Linked DNA regions of Homo sapiens: regions 1 and 3 are each linked to region 2. Evidence: chromatin loops called from intact Hi-C (ENCODE). Cell type or tissue: PC-9. All regions are shown on one strand. Region 1 overlaps TRIM2 (tripartite motif containing 2). Region 2 has its middle 62 kb from the start of TRIM2. Region 3 holds the start of LOC105377496 (a long non-coding RNA gene).

Evidence for each region. A loop is a pair of places that touch in the nucleus more often than their neighbours do. Peaks named below come from ENCODE experiments on the same cell type or tissue, not always from the same donor. Only the 100,000 strongest peaks of a DNase experiment are listed, where the experiment ranks them.
Region 1: a loop joins it to region 2, with 4 times the contacts of the local background. A loop is called at or near these places in 21 of 110 quality-filtered maps.
Region 3: it touches region 2 in a loop (7-fold over the local background); 13 of 110 quality-filtered maps call a loop at or near these places.

The regions. Positions count from the first base shown.
Region 1 is chr4:153,222,967-153,225,466 of GRCh38, forward strand. All of the region lies in intron 1 of TRIM2 (tripartite motif containing 2), which reads left to right. Among named protein-coding and RNA genes, the nearest start is that of TRIM2, 20 kb to the left of the region's middle. RefSeq lists a silencer at 1-147. In PC-9, no CTCF peak of the experiment used is centred here; a DNase peak (open chromatin) is centred at 1,205; H3K4me3 peaks cover 727 bases; H3K27ac peaks cover 2,207 bases.
Region 2 is chr4:153,141,623-153,144,122 of GRCh38, forward strand. No RefSeq gene overlaps it. Among named protein-coding and RNA genes, the nearest start is that of TRIM2, 62 kb to the right of the region's middle. In PC-9, CTCF peaks have their summits at 1,536 (motif pointing right) and 1,735; DNase peaks (open chromatin) are centred at 1,509, 1,729 and 2,269; H3K4me3 peaks cover 935 bases; H3K27ac peaks cover 1,017 bases.
Region 3 is chr4:153,248,168-153,250,667 of GRCh38, forward strand. All of the region lies in intron 1 of TRIM2 (tripartite motif containing 2), which reads left to right. It overlaps LOC105377496 (a long non-coding RNA gene), which reads right to left and starts at 372. Exons shown (of 3, transcript XR_939360.4): 1 at 253-372. RefSeq lists an enhancer at 1,515-1,564. In PC-9, no CTCF peak of the experiment used is centred here; DNase peaks (open chromatin) are centred at 1,044 and 1,624; H3K4me3 peaks cover 2,054 bases; H3K27ac peaks cover 1,717 bases.

The DNA.
Region 1 (2,500 bases), 81 kb after region 2:
CCAGGCCCGAGGGGTGAGGCCCAGGCCACTCCGGAGCGCGCGCTGTTCCCGCGAAGCGAGTCGCCGTCTCGTAGTAAGTCGTGGCTCGGGCTGTGCCCTGGGAACCCTCCCGCCCGGGCAAGGTCCGGTGGCCGGAGCGTGCGGGAAGCCTGCCCAGAGTCCATTTCCGGACGGGCGCTGCGGGGCTGGCAGCCGGCCTGGAGCGGGTGCAGTGGGTCGGCGCGGCGCAGAGCTGTCAGCAACAGGGCCGCTGAGCAGCAGAACCTGGACGCCGCGCGGCTCCCAGGCCCTGCCCGCGGAGCTCTCCCGGGAGTCGCGGACCTCTGCCGTCCTCAGTCACCCGCGTCATGCAGGATAGCTTTCAAAGTCATTTTGCAGAGAAAAAAAGATACTGAGCAATCTGAAAGCAGGACTGTAGTAATTTTGAAAAGATCGGCTTCCTCTTTTTCTTTAAAAACATGTTTGGTCATTTTCCTAAAACTACTTTCCTTCCTTTAGCCTCCTCTTTTATTCTTTGCCCCAGCTCGTACTACAGTTCGGGCTTATTAGAGCAGGGAGATGGTGACTTTTGAGGGTTTGCAGGGCTCTTTCTGGTTGGTGTATGTATTCTGAAAATACTTGCCCGGTGTTGAAAGCTGCATGCCGCTGACAAAGTAGATAAAAAGCTGGGAGTGTGGAGGACGGTTCGTCTCACTAAATGCCTGTCAGATCCAAAGCATTCTGTGAACCCCAAATTCGTTCCGACCTGTAATCCAACCCCATGGAGCAACTGATGCCTTCCACCAGGCCCCTTTGCTTTCCCGGGAAATCACCAGCTTTAATTTATGGAACAGAGACAGCTTTAGATTCAAAGACTTTTAAAGAGTTAATTTTAGAGCACTTAGAATTCCAGCCATCCAAAGATTAGGCTAGCCCCTTAGGGTGTGAGGGGTTGTTCTTGCAGCAGTATGCACATCTATGCCTTTTTTCATTGTTTTCTTCTAAAAATGGAGATTAAATTTTACATCAATATTTTTAGAATGTAGTTAAGAGTTGTTGCCTGACAACTTGTATTGAGGGTTCCTTTCCCAGGGGGTGGGAGGAGGTATTGTGCTGGGTCCACTGCTTCCCAGCTCCACGTGACCTTTCCTCTCAAATTTCCACTTGATTTCATCTTTGGCAGAACTGGTACCTGCCCTTCAGCTCCAAGAAACAAAAGAGCAGGGGTGAGTCAGAAGGCTTTGACTACCTCACCCTTAACTAGAGATAGAAAGTACTTGATTAAATTCTTTGTGATACACATTGCATTTCCTTCCCTTTCCAACTTAGGTTCATATAACAATGAAGGATCAATTAAAATGAACTCCACCTCCCTTCTCCCTTAGGGTAAATATGGATTCCCTTAGGGCTGAGTTGGGCAGGGCCATCTACACTAATGAAAAGTCTTCTAGGTGAGGTAATCTGGCCTGTTCTGGGCTAGGTACAGAACACCACATCCCATTTGCCCTCATTAACTCATTCTTTTAACTCATTCTTTTCCTGGCAGCCTCCCTTTTCTTTCTATCCTTTTCTGTATAATCCCATTTAGCTACCCACCATAACTCTACTTTGGATCATGGAATCTAGGATACCATCACTGACAAGGTTTGTTTAGATGACTGTCTCTTATCAGTATTCCCTGAGAACATTTTTCCAATTCCTGCCTTTATTTTCCTGGAAAATTCTATGTCGATTAAATCCTCCACTAGAAATTCCATTGTATCTGTCAAAAATAAGCATCACACTCACATCTTGAATATTTTTCTTGCATCATCATTTTAATGCTGACTTGCACAGCTTCCTGATTTCTACTTCAAATTTAAATACAAATGGAAGGAAGTTGTTATAAGACACTAAATATAAATGGGTTAGATAGTCTCAGTGAGAATTAACATCTTATTCTCTGACCTTTTCTTTAGTCTGTCCTTGGGTTGAATTCTATCCTTTCAATTTCTGACCATTGACTACTCTAGAAAGAGGTTGGATAGTTATTTTGTGTGTCAGGAATGATCTGTTTACTTGGCCTTTTCTGAGCAGCAGTTACTCACTACCTCTCCTAGTGCTGATTGGTAAGAATTTGGCCTATTCAATGATGATAACTCAACGGGGTAATATAGCAAGGCCCTAGGAAGCTTTGAAAATGACATCTTGAAGCCCTGAAATCCTGGTGCAATAACATTATCAGAACTTTCTCCTTCTTTCACCACTCCATGAAAAATGACACTGCTTGGTTTATATCAAATATGTCTTAGATTATAAATTCCCAAAGACAGCTTTAGCTTGATTTGTACAGGTACTAAAAGTTTATGCTGGCGGGTCAGCACCTGGCAAATGCTTTTGATGCTGCTACTAATGATGAAGACAGGAACAATGATGGTTTTCCTTTTTGGTTTCTTGAGAAAAGACTTCCTGCTTAGAATGTCTGTTTGAGAGGCTATTCTGTGAATGTTATCTTAAAAGGCTTGAGGCAAAGGCTGGCATA
Region 2 (2,500 bases):
CCCTCCCTCCCTCCCTTCATTCCTTCCTTCCTACCTTCCCTCCCTCCCTCCCTCCCTCCTCCCTTCCCTTCCCTTCCCTTTCTTTCTTTTTTTTTTTTGCTTTAACAGAGTCTTGCTCTGTAGTCCACACTGGAGCGCAGTGATACATCTCAGCTCACTGAAACCTCTGCCTCCTGGGTTCAAGTGATTCTTCTGCCTCAGCCTCCAGAGTAGCTGGGATTACAGGCATGTGCTACCATGCCCGGCTAATATGTATTTTTAGTAGAGACAGGGTTTTGCCATGTTGGCCAGGCTAGTCTCGGAATCCTGACCTCAGGTGATCCACCCGCCTTGGCCTCCCAAAGTGCCGGGATTACAGGCATGAACCACCATGCCCAGCCTCTTTCTTTCTATTTCAAAAAAAAAATTGTTGACAATATATTAGACCCATGCTATGTGCTTTTGTGCTTCAAGAATGAGAAGGGGCAACATTTTAAGAGAAAGCATGAGACAAGTGCACAGGGAAAACAATGGAGCCCTGTGCACAGGTGTGCAGCCAGCAGCTGCCAGGCAGCCACAGAAATGAAGAGGAGGTGGAAGGGCTCTAGGCTTCTCCAAAGGAGCTGCCTGCTTTGGTCTGCGAAAGGGAGATTTCCGACTGAGGGTGCCCAAGATTTTAACTGATGGGTGGGAAAGCAAAGTGTGAATCTCCAAACCCACAACTTTCCCACTTCTGCAAGGAGTTCTCTCCTCCTCTGTGTCAGCCCTGAGAGACAAAGAGTGGCAGGAATTTCAGGGCAGGTGGAGGGTGGTTCATTTACAGAAAAGAGCTTTCATGATCTCCGGTTGGATTAGGGTAAGGTAGTAATGAATGACTGTTGTTTGGATGAAATACTGGAATGATTTCAACTGTGGTAGACAGGTTTGACTTGAGAAGAGTATGGAGAACTGGTTAAGAACAGACTTGGCCAGCCATGGTGGCTCACGCCTGTAATCCCAGCACTTTGGGAGGCCGAGGCAGGCAGATCACTTGAGTTCAGGAGTTCAAGACCAGCCTGGGCAACATGGCGAAACCCCGTCTCTACTAAAAACACAAAAATTAGCCGGGTGTGTTGACACACACCTGTAATCCCCACTACTCAGTGACTGAGGCACGAGAATTGCTTGAACCTGGGATGCGGAGGTTGCAGTGAGCTGAGATGGCGCCACTGCACTCTAGCCTGGGCAACAGAGGAAGACCTTGTCTCAAAAAATAAATAAATAAAATAAATAAATAAATAAATAAATAAATAAAAATTTTTTAAAAAAATTACAAATGAAAGTGATTTGCACAAAATACAAAAGGAAATTGAAACCAGGCTGGCCTATAAGAGAAAGGTAGTTTATTGACTTAATGGTAACTAAAACTCTAAAGGTAATAATTTCAGGTGACATTTGATCCAGCAGCTCAAAAAATGTCACCAACAGCCTGCCTTCTGTCCTCAATCTGCTTTATATGGTGTTGGCTTTATCCACAGATTCCACAAGGTGGCCCCAGAGGCTGCTCCAGGATCTCGATTACTGGAAAAAGGCTGTAGCTGCTCCAAAATTCACCATTCGGGTAAAAAGGGTGGTCTCTTTTTCAGAGCTACTATAAAATAGGTTTATTCTTCCCAAAAGCCCCGGCAAATGTCCTCCTGGCTTGTTGCCTCTGATTTGGTAGTGCCAGTCTCCAAACCAGTCCATTTGGCTTGGGGCCATGGTGGGTGTGCCCATTGGTTTAAGCCAGCCAGAAACCACTCCAGGCACTTGGGGAGGGTTCAGTCCCACTCAAGCCAAATTCACTCTTGAAATCTGTGTTCTTGTATCCAGGAGAGAATATAGATGCAGGGTATCAAATAGCCAATGTGTACTACATTACATTTTAAGAGAAGCCACCAAATTTATACAATTTGTGCTTACAGATTTCTATACAAAGACAAGAGAAATGCCTGATTCTTGTGTGTGTGTTTTGTTGTTGTTATTTTTTGTTTTGTTTTTTTCCTGTTGATCGATCACAATAACCAGGAAGGATTTTGGCATTTGGCATTTTTGCACCTTGGTTCTGACCTGGAAAGGAGGAGGGTGTGGCATTTATAGATAAGTAACTGAAGACCAAGGTCAAATGAATGGATGATGTAATTCATTCCCTAAACAGAGAAACGTCTGGTGCCTTCCTGGCCTCAGTCCTCTCCGAAGGGGCTGTTGGCTCCAGCCCAAAGGCCTCTGCATTCTTTGGCTTCCATTGATTTCTCACCTGATTCCAATCACATTGCCCTCTGACTAATACTATGTTTTAATGCTTAGACGAATTATGTATGCATTAAAAGGAAAACCTTGGATTTAAGCCTTGAGGTGAAATAGGATGCTTAGTCTGTGGTAACAAAAGAAGACTGGAAATGGAAGGAGATCAGCGAGGTCAGACACAGCAGCCCACAGACGCAGCCCTTGGCTGCTGAATGTCCTCCATCTCAGCCCATATGGTGACACTCTTGAGTGCACA
Region 3 (2,500 bases), 110 kb after region 2:
ATACTTTTAATAGAGACAGGGTTTCACCATGTTGGCCAGGCTAGTCTTGAACTCCTGAGCTCAGGTGATCCACCTGTCTCAGCCTCCCAAAGTGCTGAGATTACAGGCGTGAGCCACCGCACCCGGCCTAGATCAGGTTCTTTACATAGACTAAACAAACCATTTCCTTCTCCTAACAACGCTATGTAGTCAGTACCCTTGTCATCCCCCGTACACTTGAGGTAATTGAGGAATACAGGTTAAATTACTTACCCAGGGTTATACAACTTGTAAGTGGCAGAGCCAGGATCCAAACCCATTCTTGGCTCTAGAGCCCATCCTCTTCTCCACTACCGCACCTGAGACTTACTGTGTGTTAGGCATGGGGCTGACAGTGACACACTGGATCATTTAATCATCACAATGGCATTAGGAGGTAGCATTTTACAAACGAGCTAACAGACAGGCAAGGAGCAACCTGCAGATAAAGCAAATCCAGATATGTCTCCAGAGCCCGTGCCTTAATCGCAGATGCATTCTGACTTTCATCATAGGATTCTAATCGTGGATGAAAGTGACCCTGAGTTGTAGTGCCAGGCAGGTTGCTTAGGAAAATACTCTTCTGGTAACATGTTGGAGGGGCAGCCTTCTGAGGATGGTGTCAGATTCCCCTGTCCTCTGATTAGCTCCCTCTGCCAAGGTGCCCAGGCTCCTACTTCAGTGTCACCTCCAGGTTTCAAAGCATGGAAACCCAAGCATGTTACTCGGAGAAAGTCCCACCCCCAGCATGGGCGCATCGGCTTAGAACCCTCCAGGGTTAGCAGGCAAAGAGCTGTGGACCCCGGACACGGGAAAAGGCCACAGTCGGGAGAACTCCTGTTGCTGGAGGGCCAGGCGGGGGCGATCCCCAGGGCTCCCAGCTTTTAATGCTGTCACCGCGGGCCTTACTCCCTCCTCTTCCCCACATCGCCACCACTTGAATCAGTTCTTTTACAAAGTGGTTCTATTTCCTGGTGAGACAAAAAGGTTAGAAAAGGAAACCTAGAGGGGGTGGGGGAAAGACAGAGGTTCGGAATACCGGCGCGCAATCGCCATCTGGGTGGAGGGGACCCGCCTTCTTTTCTTCCGCCTGAGCGCAGCTCGGCTCCCGCCTCGGGGCGGGGCCTGTTGCTATGGAGCCCGGGCCCCGGCAGAGCCTGCGGGGTGAAAGCCCCTAGGGCTCCGCCTGGCATGCGTGGCCGGGGCTGTCTGAGATTTCCCCAGGTCGGTGGTTATGACCGCAGGATGGAATCGTAGAGGTCGGGTGATTTGGTCAGTAGAGAGGAACATTTGCGAGGTTCTCTCTGAATTACATGTTGGTCTAAAAGTAATCCACTATCTGGGACCGAGAGGAAAGCATGTGTGGAAGAGGCAGGCATTATTAGCAGCGCGTCCGCCTCGGCCACCTCCCTGCTCCCGCCTCGGCCACCTCCCTGCTCCCGCCCCGGCCCTGGGGGCCTCTGTTCAGCCTCCACCAGCTCAGTCGCCCACGGAGACTCCCGAACTCTTAAATCCCAGCCCTGTAGTCAAAACCACTGCATTAATTAAACAAGGTAAACTGGTGAGGCAAGCAGGAACTTGACACCGCCTTGAATTTAATTGTTAAAATGAGAAGTGTGGTAATGGAGCTCTGCTTAAGAGAAAAACAATACTTGATACCGATGTGCACATCGATGTGGACACGGATGCAATCAGGAACCCATAGTTAGCACCGGGAGATTACATTCCGGGTATACTCAAGATAGATAGAGTCAACTTTGAATTCTCGAGGCCAAGCAATGGGCGAAACAAAAGAGCTTTGTGTTTGCGTGCTTTTGCTTTTTGTTACAGTCAGAGCAGGACAAAGAATAATGAAGGAGTAGACATGTTATTACTTGGGCATTTAATAATCAGTGCATGGCAGAGCCTTGTGTTTTGCTTGTCTTTTTTTTTTTCTTTTCTTTTCTTTTTTAAAGACAGGGCCTCACTCTGTCACCCAGACTGGAGTACAGAGGCCCCATCTCAGCTTACTACAACCTCAGCTTCTTGGGTTCAAGTGATTCTCCTGCCTCAGCCTCCCAAGTAGCTGGGACTACAGGCACGCGCCACCATGCCTGGCTAATTTATGTATTTTTAGTAGTGACGGGGTTTTGCCATGTTGACCAGGCTGGTCTCGAGCGCCTGATCTCAAGGGATCTGCCCACCTTGGCCTCCAAAAGTGCTGGGATTACAGGCGTGAGCCACCACACCAGGCCTACTTCAGTCTTTTCTACAAAACTACAGAACTCCCTATCAAGAGTAATGCTAGAGAAGGAATATTAATGGGATGGTTTGTTAGTACCTAGAAAAAAAAGCATCCTGAGTTCCATAAGAATAAATGATACCAGACCAACCAAAATTCCTCCTTGGATAGGGTTGCTGGGCATGAATTTATGTCCAATATGAGTCAATATGAGAAAAGTGCCAGGACCTCAGAGGTAATTAATAGAAGGATAGAGCCTGG